3 separate regions of the Mus musculus genome follow, and regions 2 and 3 are each linked to region 1. A link is a contact called in ENCODE Hi-C or POLR2A ChIA-PET data. All regions are on one chromosome and are shown on one strand. The core of a region is the stretch at or near the end of the contact, and the rest is flanking DNA. Distances in the headings are between cores, read along the strand shown.

The links. A loop is a pair of places that touch in the nucleus more often than their neighbours do. ChIA-PET counts read pairs that join two places held with the same protein, here RNA polymerase II (POLR2A).
Region 2: a loop to region 1 is called in a map of T-helper 1 cell, with 2.2 times the contacts of the local background. The contact joins the promoter of Mettl21a here to the promoter of Klf7 in region 1. A Hi-C loop is called at or near these places in 1 of 37 maps with a recorded cell type or tissue (T-helper 1 cell). POLR2A ChIA-PET finds 5 or more read pairs at or near these places in 2 of 5 experiments (Patski and embryonic stem cell).
Region 3: a map of heart shows a loop between it and region 1 (2.0-fold over the local background). The contact joins the promoter of Fastkd2 here to the promoter of Klf7 in region 1. A Hi-C loop is called at or near these places in 1 of 37 maps with a recorded cell type or tissue (heart). POLR2A ChIA-PET finds 5 or more read pairs at or near these places in 2 of 5 experiments (Patski and embryonic stem cell).

The regions. Positions count from the first base shown.
Region 1 is chr1:64,119,894-64,123,070 of GRCm38, forward strand. It overlaps Klf7 (Kruppel-like factor 7 (ubiquitous)), which reads right to left and starts at 1,496. Exons shown (of 4, transcript NM_033563.2): 1 at 1,007-1,496. The coding sequence starts at 1,108. It overlaps Gm35880 (a long non-coding RNA gene), which reads left to right and starts at 1,674. Exons shown (of 3, transcript XR_373464.4): 1 at 1,674-1,778.
Region 2 is chr1:64,616,161-64,619,337 of GRCm38, forward strand. It overlaps Mettl21a (methyltransferase like 21A), which reads right to left and starts at 1,604. Exons shown (of 3, transcript NM_025964.4): 1 at 113-1,604. The coding sequence starts at 259.
Region 3 is chr1:63,728,877-63,732,053 of GRCm38, forward strand. Fastkd2 (FAST kinase domains 2) reads left to right here and starts at 1,749. Exons shown (of 12, transcript NM_172422.3): 1 at 1,749-1,815; 2 at 2,524-3,177. The coding sequence starts at 2,611. Mdh1b (malate dehydrogenase 1B, NAD (soluble)) reads right to left here and starts at 1,442. Exons shown (of 11, transcript NM_029696.4): 1 at 1,395-1,442. The coding sequence starts at 1,416.

The DNA of each region.
Region 1 (3,177 bases), core at 246-2,745:
CCCACCCACCACCATCTTTCCTGCAGAATGTCCCCCTCAGCACCTCCTAATCGCGGCTGGAAAAACCACTGTTTCCGTAGCAGACCCAGCACTTTCCACTGACCAGCACTTTCTTTATTCCACTTCACAAAGCCCAGTGAACTTGTCCCCAGTCAGGCTTCAACCTCCCGGAGATGCCAAGAGAACTTGGCACCGGTACCCTTTAGCATCCTAGGAGTTTTCTTAACTAGTCCTCTAAGACAAAGTAGGGAAGCAAGGAAGCACACACCACCCTTTGTCCAAGGTGGTGCTAACCTGAGAGGCACCCCAAACAAACAAACAAAAAGCAAGGACACAGTACAGGCTGCTCTCTCTGGAGGCATTAGCTAGAGAAACCATACAATACATTGTCAGCCTAAGAGAGACATATCTTCTCATCTTCCTTGTACATATCCTTAAGCATCTTTTGTCACCTGGCTTCTCTTCGTACAGCTCACCTTGTATCTAAAAATCAAGCTCCTATTCTTTATTGACACTCAGTAAATTACTGGGAAAAACACTCCGTGCTTCCCCCCACCCCCCTTGACGGTCTTCAGGACCAGTTGAAATGGATAAAGCTGATTTAAGTACTAAGGTCAGAACTCCTGCATCTAGGAACGTGGTATCCTGTCAACCATTGCTCGACCACCTTCCCACCCGGCTCCTCCAAACCCGAGAAGTTCGCCAGCAATTCTCTGCTAGGGGACAGCGAGCCGACAACGTGTGCGCAAGGATGTGTGTTGGTGACAGAAATGCAGGCAGCTAGGACCGGCTCAGCTCAACACACTAAGGGGCTAGGGGTGGGTGGAGAGGTAAGCGCATATGATTGTTTCACAAAACATTTTAAACAACACACAGCCAAAAAATAAATAAATAAATAAAAAGAAAAAATTAATTAAAAAAATTTCAACTCAAAGCCCACACCAAACGCAGCCCCTGCGTCTCCGCCGCCGCCACACGATTTACACAAGTAATTTAAATCATTCACCTGCTGCCAGGTCTCCTCCAGGGATGGCAAAGCTGAGAAGTAGCCGGTGTCGTGGACAAGTTGTAGCTCCTGGAATATACTATAACTAGCCAACACGTCCATGCTGCTGCTGCCGGGCAAAACCGGAGGAGAAACCCTCCCCCGAGCTCAGCTGGGTCTGTTTGTTTGTCAGTCTGTCTGGCTCACCCCCCAAGAAGGCAGACATCCAGTGGCCCTTTTGTTTTGTTTTGTTTCAGTCAACTAAAAAAAGGAGAGAAAAAAAATCAATGCAGGAGAGAGGGAGAGAGGAGGTGAGAGAGGAGGGAGAGAGAGGAGGTGAGAGAGGAGGTGAGAGAGGAGCGAGTGAGTGGGGTGGATCGGAGAGAGGGATCCAGCGTGTACAGTGCAGATGACTGCCAGGAAAAGGGGACTTCACGGGAGTAACAATTCCCTTCCAGGGCTCTAATCACTCCAGCGCGTGGATCAGGAAGGGGAACGCAAACTCACTGACACGAAGCTGCCATCTATATCTGCAGCGCTGTTCGCTCCTAATGCAATCTTTGCTCTTTATTTTGGGAGGTTGCATTTTTTTTCTCGCGATCGCTTCTCTCCCCCCCCACCCCTTCCCTTCCCTCCCCACCCCCCACCCCATCCTCGCTAGTTTGTAGTCCCCCCCCCTTGTCTCCTCCTCCTGCTCTTCCCCCTCCCCAAACTCCCTCCCTCCGCCCCGTTTTGCGCGCAGCCGTGGGATCTCGGAGGAGGGCGTCCATTAGGCCGCGTGTGACCATGTAAGGTAAACAGGGGGCTCATGAAGTCACTGAGGACCAATGCGGCACTCGGAGAGGACCATGGGGCGGGGCCTGGCCCCGACGGCAGCCGCCGATTGGCGCGCTGCGGATCTCCCTGCTGCCTTACAAGGCGGTACGAGGCAAGCTATTTTTAGAGGGCTATATAAAGGGGTAGAGGAGTCCGCCAGGCGGCCGGGGAGCTTGAGCGCCAGGGAGTGTTGCTGCGACACTTGCGCTGGCTCCTGGGACGCCTAGGCGGCCGGGTTCGGGCTGCGCGCTGGCCTCCGACCCTCGCTGCAGGGCTCGCCCGAGCCGCCGGCGCCCGTACCCAGTGCAGATCCGAGGGGACGGGTTGCCGCGGTGGCCGATCGGGAGGTGCGGTCCCGGTCCTGGGTTAAGATGCCTCCTGCGGGAGCAGCCGGTAGAGCGGCGGCGCAGCGGTCGGGGGCAAGGAGCTCTTTGCACTCGGCCTTCCGCCAAGCATGGGGAAGAAGGGTAGCAAGGGAGAGCCCAGGCTCAGGACAGCGTCACGTACCCCAGACTAAAGCCCAAAAGCCAGTTCCGAATTCCCCACAGGGTGCCGAAATGAAGTGCCAGAGAGGAAGTGCCTCACAATGGCAGAGAACAAAGGCGAGCTGCACGGAGACTAGCTTGCGCCCGCCCCCGACGCTGCACGCTGTCCCCGCCCCGGCCCGCGCGCCTCCGTGCGCGCCGCCGATCGCCTACCGCCCTCCTTTTCCTCTGAACTGAGCCTAAAACCTGGCCAGGAGTCTGGTGTCCAGCATCTAAGCGTGTGCATGAAAGAGAATAGGGGGAGCGTGGGTCGAATTAGGGTGCAGGCTGGAGCGGGGAGCAGTTAGCTAGCAGATCCTTACAAGAGGTTTATCCAGTAACTTCATGGAGCAGGTATGGAGCAGGGCTCTAAAGATCTCAAGATTCTGCAAGCTCAGAAATGGAAACCTGTGCAATGCACGTGGTTAAGAGTTGCCCATTTGTTTGCTTGACCTTAAATGGCTCGTGTGCCTTCTCCAAAATACACCGAAAGCTGGACTCCTTTAGAATAACTACAGAATTCAGTACTTAGACACGAGAAACGTCCTTATACCTTCAATGGGAGAAATACAATTTAATCGACTCCATATCATTCCTTTCTATTGATAAGAACATTACATTTGTTTCATAAAACAAAAGATCACCCATTTCCCCCAGAGGAAATTAATTACTAAGATTGGAGAAAAGCCGGTTTATTTGCCCTTTAGTGCCTGACATTCTTGTTGGTCAAAGAAACAAAATTCTTTGCATAATTGATGCCTTGCTTACAATGTGCTGCCTCCGATCAGCTCCATGACTTGAGCAAATGGCAGTAAAGGCCTGGGCTTCCCAGGAACAAGAATTCAAATATCT
Region 2 (3,177 bases), core at 354-2,853, 500 kb after region 1:
ACATTGGTGGAGACTATATATGAATCATATCTCAATAAAGCCATCAATTTCCTTTTTAGAATACAGTCTTGCAACTGTGGATGTTTTCAAAGGCCCTGCAGTGCTGACTTACCGCATCCCACACCACTGCAGCAACTCCCAGTTGCCTCCAGTCCTGACGGATCTGGATGGTGTGGTTCGCAAAAGAGAAGGTGGCGAGAGGCTTATGGAATTTCTGGAGCCCTATTGCCGCGCTCTCCTCATAGGGTACCAGGGCCATTTCTTCTGTCTATCTCTGCTGAGACCTGTCATGCAAAAAGAATCCTGAGTGTCACCAGAGTCAGAAGTTGAGTGCTGTATCTTACTTAAGTAACTTGGAAAAGCTGTTGACGTTATTACAAGTTCAAACTAAGAAATAGACTGAGGTGCATCCAATTTCTTCAACAGCTTTTCCTCCGAGACTTGAGGGAAGTGAAAATTGGCTCTGAATTGGTGTCAACTAATAACTCTGAGGAGGAAACGCCTAGAAATCTCTAACTACTGTGGCACCCTACAGGCTCCTGTTACTACTTGGGCATTACATAAAGAACGGTACACGAAGTGACAGTGACGGCCCTGGGCACCTGATCTGTCTGGACCCAGCTCCCACATTTTTGTTTGTTTGGTCCGCCAACCTACATCCTCATGTTCAGCTAGGACAAAGGAGCCAAATGCGTACTTCTGCTAAATCCTAAGGGTTCGCCCTGCCTTTTGACCCTAGAAGGCTCCCTACGGCAGAGTGGATGGAGTCACCCTGGGGGCTGGAGCGGACAATACTGGCGGACAACCCGCGGGACAAAAAGCACGTCCCGCACGACACCCGGGGGCCACAGATGCGCTTCCCTCGCGCCCACGAAAGAGTCCCGGGAACCCAGCATGGTGGGAGCAGGGCTCTGCAGAGACTCCTTTCGGACCCTCGGGTGGAGGCTTGGCGCCCACACAGCCCGCTGGCCACCCTGCAGTGCCTCCACGTAGATACTCACGGTTCCGGGAGGGTACCCGAGCCGCGCAAGCGCACAGCCTTGCCCAGTCGCTGTGCGGAGCTCCTCCTTAAAAGGCTGGATTGGCAGAAGGCGGTGGAAGCTGGTTCCGGGAAGAGAGACGCGGGTTTCCGGTCCCCTTCCCCGGTACCGCCGCTTTCCCCTGGCCCGTGCTGTGTAGTTCCTGTGAGGCCCTACGGTTTTGGGGCGCCAGGGAGGGCGAGTGCACAGGGGCGTGGGGTGCCTTGCATGGGAGAAAGGCCGACCTTAAAGTGGACAGTTAGTCGGCGACGTTGGCGCCCAAGGATGCGTAGCGAAGTAGAGAACTAAACGTAGTCACCGCGTTTGGTGGCAGTGAAGTGGGAGAGAACACTACCGAGCATCCCTAACCACGGCGCGGCTGGGGAGTGGGCGTGCGACGCCCAGGCCGGGTTTTGAGCCCGACCACATGCGCTCGGGCGCTCGCGTCGCTCCACGCCGCCACTCTGCTGGCCGAAATGGACGCCTTTCTAAATCCTGGCCGGCAGCCTCGGCTGCAAACTCCATCCCCGGACCTGGCCACCCAAGGGTCTCCGCGTGCCGGACCCTGCCGAGCCGCGACCGCCCTCGCCTCTCCCGGCCGGCAGGGGGCGCGCCTGACCTCCACATTCCAGCACCAGCTGCGGGAGACTGGGGACAAGTGGCCTGCAGTAAACTGGGGACCAGTAAGAGCCCTTTCCTCAAGTTACTGAGTTTCCTGTTTGGGTCTTTTCTTCCTCCGTTTTTTCTCTTAGTAAGTTTTCTCCTTACTTGCTCCATGGCTTTGTGCTATCTCGGCTTCTCAGCTTCCCCTTTTCCTTTTCTTATTAAAGCTCACGTTTTTGCGCTAGAGAGAGCTAATCCGATTTCATCAGTGAATACGCACAAGTGAAAAGACCACACCACGTTGATATGTAGTTACTAGAAGAAGAAATACCTTTCTTCCGTGTGTTTTCTGTTTTATTTCTTTCTTTTGGGGACCTAAACTAGGCACAGGAAAGTGTAGACTTTGGGTCAGAAAAACATTCAAAAATGTAAATGGGTTGACCTCCCCAGATTCCTGGGATCTAGCTAACCATTCTGTCTCCCTATTCTCCATCTTTCCACTGAAAATGTATACACACACAGGGGAGGATTGCATACATATGTATATGACTTTAAAACTTCCCCCAAGCTCTCCAGCACACTGCCAACAAGAGCATTTGCAACATTACATTTACTTACCGTGTTCCTTTTGCCCCTCCTAGCTCCCAGAGTTGTAATTATTGCCGACTTGCTTAGAAAGGGCACACATCCGCTTAGGAAAATCAACATCTATAGCAGTGTAGACATTAAAGAGAGCACAAACAGAAACCACTGGTGAGCCTCTAAATATCTGAGAAGAAAGACTTGTTTAATCCTTGGGGGAGAGAGTAATGAGCATTTGATAGAGTACATATTTAAGTGCTCAGCCTGCTATATGGCTGTCTTTAATATGCCCAGGGATTTTCCTATCCTTAGTTCATACTTGACCATACAAATTGTTCTTACCATCAGAACGTGGGTGAAAGAGCCCCTCGCAGCTGGGTAGTTGCTCCTTTCTCACTATCCCAGGGCTTTGGTTTGGTTTAGTTTAAAACAGGATCTCTCTTCTCTACATAGCCTTGTCTGCCCAGGAACTCACTATATATGTACCAGGTTGGCTTCAAACTCAGATGCACCTGCCCCAGACTGGCAAGTGCTGAGATTACAGGTTGTGTGTCACCATGCCTAGCCAAGGCTTGTGTCTTAACATCCAGGCTCTCTTTAGCACCAGGTCCCCGGTTGGAGCTTCACAACTGAAACAGGAGTGAGAAAGAAACCTTTGTAATCGTGGAGAACAGAGCGTGCTGCAGCATTGCTTAGGTGGTACCACAACGGGGGGTGCTAACAACTTGGGAGACTTCCAATGTGAGTGAGGTAGAGGGGCTGGAGAAATGACTTAGTGGTTGAGAGCGCCTTTTGCTCTTGCAAAGGATGCAGGATCAGAACCCAGCACCCACATGATGGCTTACAAAAATCCAAGACTCCACCTAAGTGCCACGGACCCAGTGTCCTCTTCAGTCCCCTGTATGCACAAAGCACACATACCGTAAACATGTATGTGCCCTCAAAAGATTCATACAAAATTAATGAGGTACAT
Region 3 (3,177 bases), core at 499-2,998, 390 kb before region 1:
CTGTCTTAGGGTTTTACTGCTGTGAACATACACTATGAGCAAGGCAAGTCTTATAAAAACAACACTTAATTGGGGCTGGCTTACAGGTTCAAAGGTTCAGTCCATTATCATCAAGGTGGGAACATGGCAGTATCCAAGCAGACATGGTACAGGCATAGCTGAGAGTTCTACATCTTCATCCAAAGGCTGCTAGTGGAAGACTGACTCCTAGGCAACTAGGGTGAGGATCTTAAGCCCATACCCACAGTGGCACACCTACTCCAATCAGGTCACACCTCCAGATGGTGCCACTCCCTGGCTCAAGAATATACAAACCATCACAACCACTGTTTCCTCCAGAACACTGACCTGTTACTGTTATATACAAAGTGTCCTGAAAGTTTTTACTGTATGTATTCCCACCATCCCGTTTTCTAGTGCTAAAAAAAAAAATATTTATCTGAATGTATAGTGAAGCAAAAGATGTACTTCCAAAGGGATGGTAAATTCCAATTGTGTAATAAAGAAGTGATTGTGGCCAAAATAGTTTGTATAGGAAGGCCAAAGGAGAAGCCAGACTGAGTGGAAGGAAGGATAGAACAGTAGGGAGCTCTTTTAAGATACTTGGTGAAAGAAGTGGGAGTGGGTGGGTGGGGGACTTTTGGGATAGCATTAGAAATGTAAATGAAATAAATACCTAATAAAAAATAATAATAAAAAGGAAAAAAAAGATACTTGGTGAAAGAAGAGGAAGCAGATACAGTCAACAGCCTGTTCCAGTAAGTAGTGGTGTTGCTTCCAGCTGTCAAGATGGTCTACATTAAAAATGTAGACGAATTGACACTTTGACATTATTTTTACCTAAATTCGTTAAATTTTGTTCAAGATTTAGTACAAACTTTTGTTGTTGTTGTTGTTTAAACTAAATATCTAGTTTATATTTTGTAATTCTAACCCAGGCCCTGCGACATTCCCACATCCAGGTCCTCCATTAGACTACAGATCTTCTAGCTCTTTGCCTTTATCTGGAGGTTGGTTTCTTTAATAGCTTAGTTATTTCCTTCTCTCCATCCATTCCTTATGCTCCTTTTCCCGCCAACCCCGCCGAGGCCTGTGCAGTTGTCCATCATTACATTAGTCACAGCAGATCAGAGGAATTCCTTATACGTTTTGTACCCCTTATACGTTTTGTGGGAATTAAAACTGGCCAAGGGCAGAGGTGGGAATTTTCCCCAACGTGTCCCCATTGCTCATCTGACTTTGACACATTGCCACTGTGTATCAAGCGTCTTTAAATGAATGCCTAGAAAGCCTGAGATGATCCTTCTAAAGGATGGGGCTGAAGAACAGAAGCCAGTTAACAAGGCTGACCACCCATGGGAAGAGATCTGTGGGCTTACTAGAGAAGCACTCACCCGCGATCACAAATTTGGCCATGATTTCTAGCAAGACCTAGAAACTGGGACCGTGGCGTCACGGTTTCCTGGCAACCGCGGCGGGTACTAAAACTGGCGCAGGCGCGTTCAAAAGAGGCTGCACCGCCAGGGGCTAAAAGTTCAAAGTCACTATTTGAATGTTTTGAGTTTCCATAAACAACAATAGATGAACTTTATAAGCTCCGTGTTTTCCTAAGGCTCTCGCTTCTATCTTTTCATCAGAGAATAGAAACTATTCTTTCTGGAAGGTTTTCCTCCCTATTTGCACATGGCCTCCGCGGTCGCTGAGAACCGATGCTTTTTGACTTATAAAAGAATCCGTAATACGTCACCAGACGCGCCGCTTGAGGAGGAACTGTCATGGCTGCGCCTATGTGTAGTCACGGGGTTCTGTTCGAAGGTGAGTGGATGGCAAGCAGAAGCGGAATCGCGGGCCGGATCGTACTTGTCTTTTTACCTAGGGGAGAAAAGTTTGGGAAGTGGCCTGGGTCTTAAGTTTAGGGCAGTGCTGGGCGGCCCATTTGCGGAAAGACACCGACTCCGGTTCCGGGATCTTGATGAACCTGGCTGATTGTAGATTCTCAGGCGGGAAGGACATCGCTTTTTTTCTTTAATTCCGTCCCTAACCAAGACCGACCTGTCCGAGTACGTTTTCTTAACAGTTCGCTTTTGGCCAATGCAAGATGATCTGAAGTGTCCATCAATGATACAGTTTTCAGTGAAGGCCTCCAAAGTAGTGTTAACAAAGTTCTCCTTAGCCGATATTGAACACCTACACAAGACATTCTTATCTATCTTTCTGTCTGTCTTATCTATCTTTCTAGCTGTCTATTTCTATCTCTCAGTTTACCTACCTATCTATGCTACTTTATCCACATTTATTGATTGACTGATTGAAACTACTTTATCCACAACTGCTAAAGTGATTGACCTGGGTACTTTTACAAAGATGAAATAAACGTGGAGGAAGCATACCGAGGACATGTTCCATTTTAATATAAAACTCTAGCGGCTCGTCGGTGCCCATGCAAGCCCCTGTTAGATGCATTTCCCTTATTTAAGCAACAGTTTTTAACCATTATTTCTTTTATTTACCTATCCTCTACAGGACAGTCCACAGCATGTGCTCTTTTTTAGAAAGACGGCAACTTGCGTTGCATCTTGGGTATTTGAAAGTGTGCCAATAGATAGCAGAATGAATAGCAAAGCACGTTCCTTGTTATGGACCATCCGACGATTCAGTACGTTACTTCCAAGAAGCAGAGCTTTGAGGATAGATCCATTGGGAACTTGCAGACCAGAGGTTATTCATTCAAAATGGAACCCAAGAAACCATCGGCTAAATGTTTTTGATGAGGGATTGCAACCATCTGTTAGATACCTCTTTCAGGATATATTTATTTCTAAATCAGTAGATGGTTGTATTCAAACTAAAGGCATAAGCCATTCAGCCGTTTTTAAACCTGATAGGCTGCTTTGTCCTAGAAGACTGTCCTTTGATGCAAAACATTCTTTTGTCTCTGATGGGACATCTGATCATGATTTAAAGAAAATAAACTTTCATCATACCTCCAGTGAAGATGTGTTCACCAAGAAAGTAAGACCAACCCCTGTGAATTATAAAAAGCTAGCCCAGGAGTGTAACTCTCTGAGTGATGTGCTGGACACATTTTCAAAAGCACCTACATTTCCTGGTAGTAACTATTTCTTAGCAATGTGGATAATTGCCAAAAGGATATCTGAAGACAAGAGGCGCTTTGAG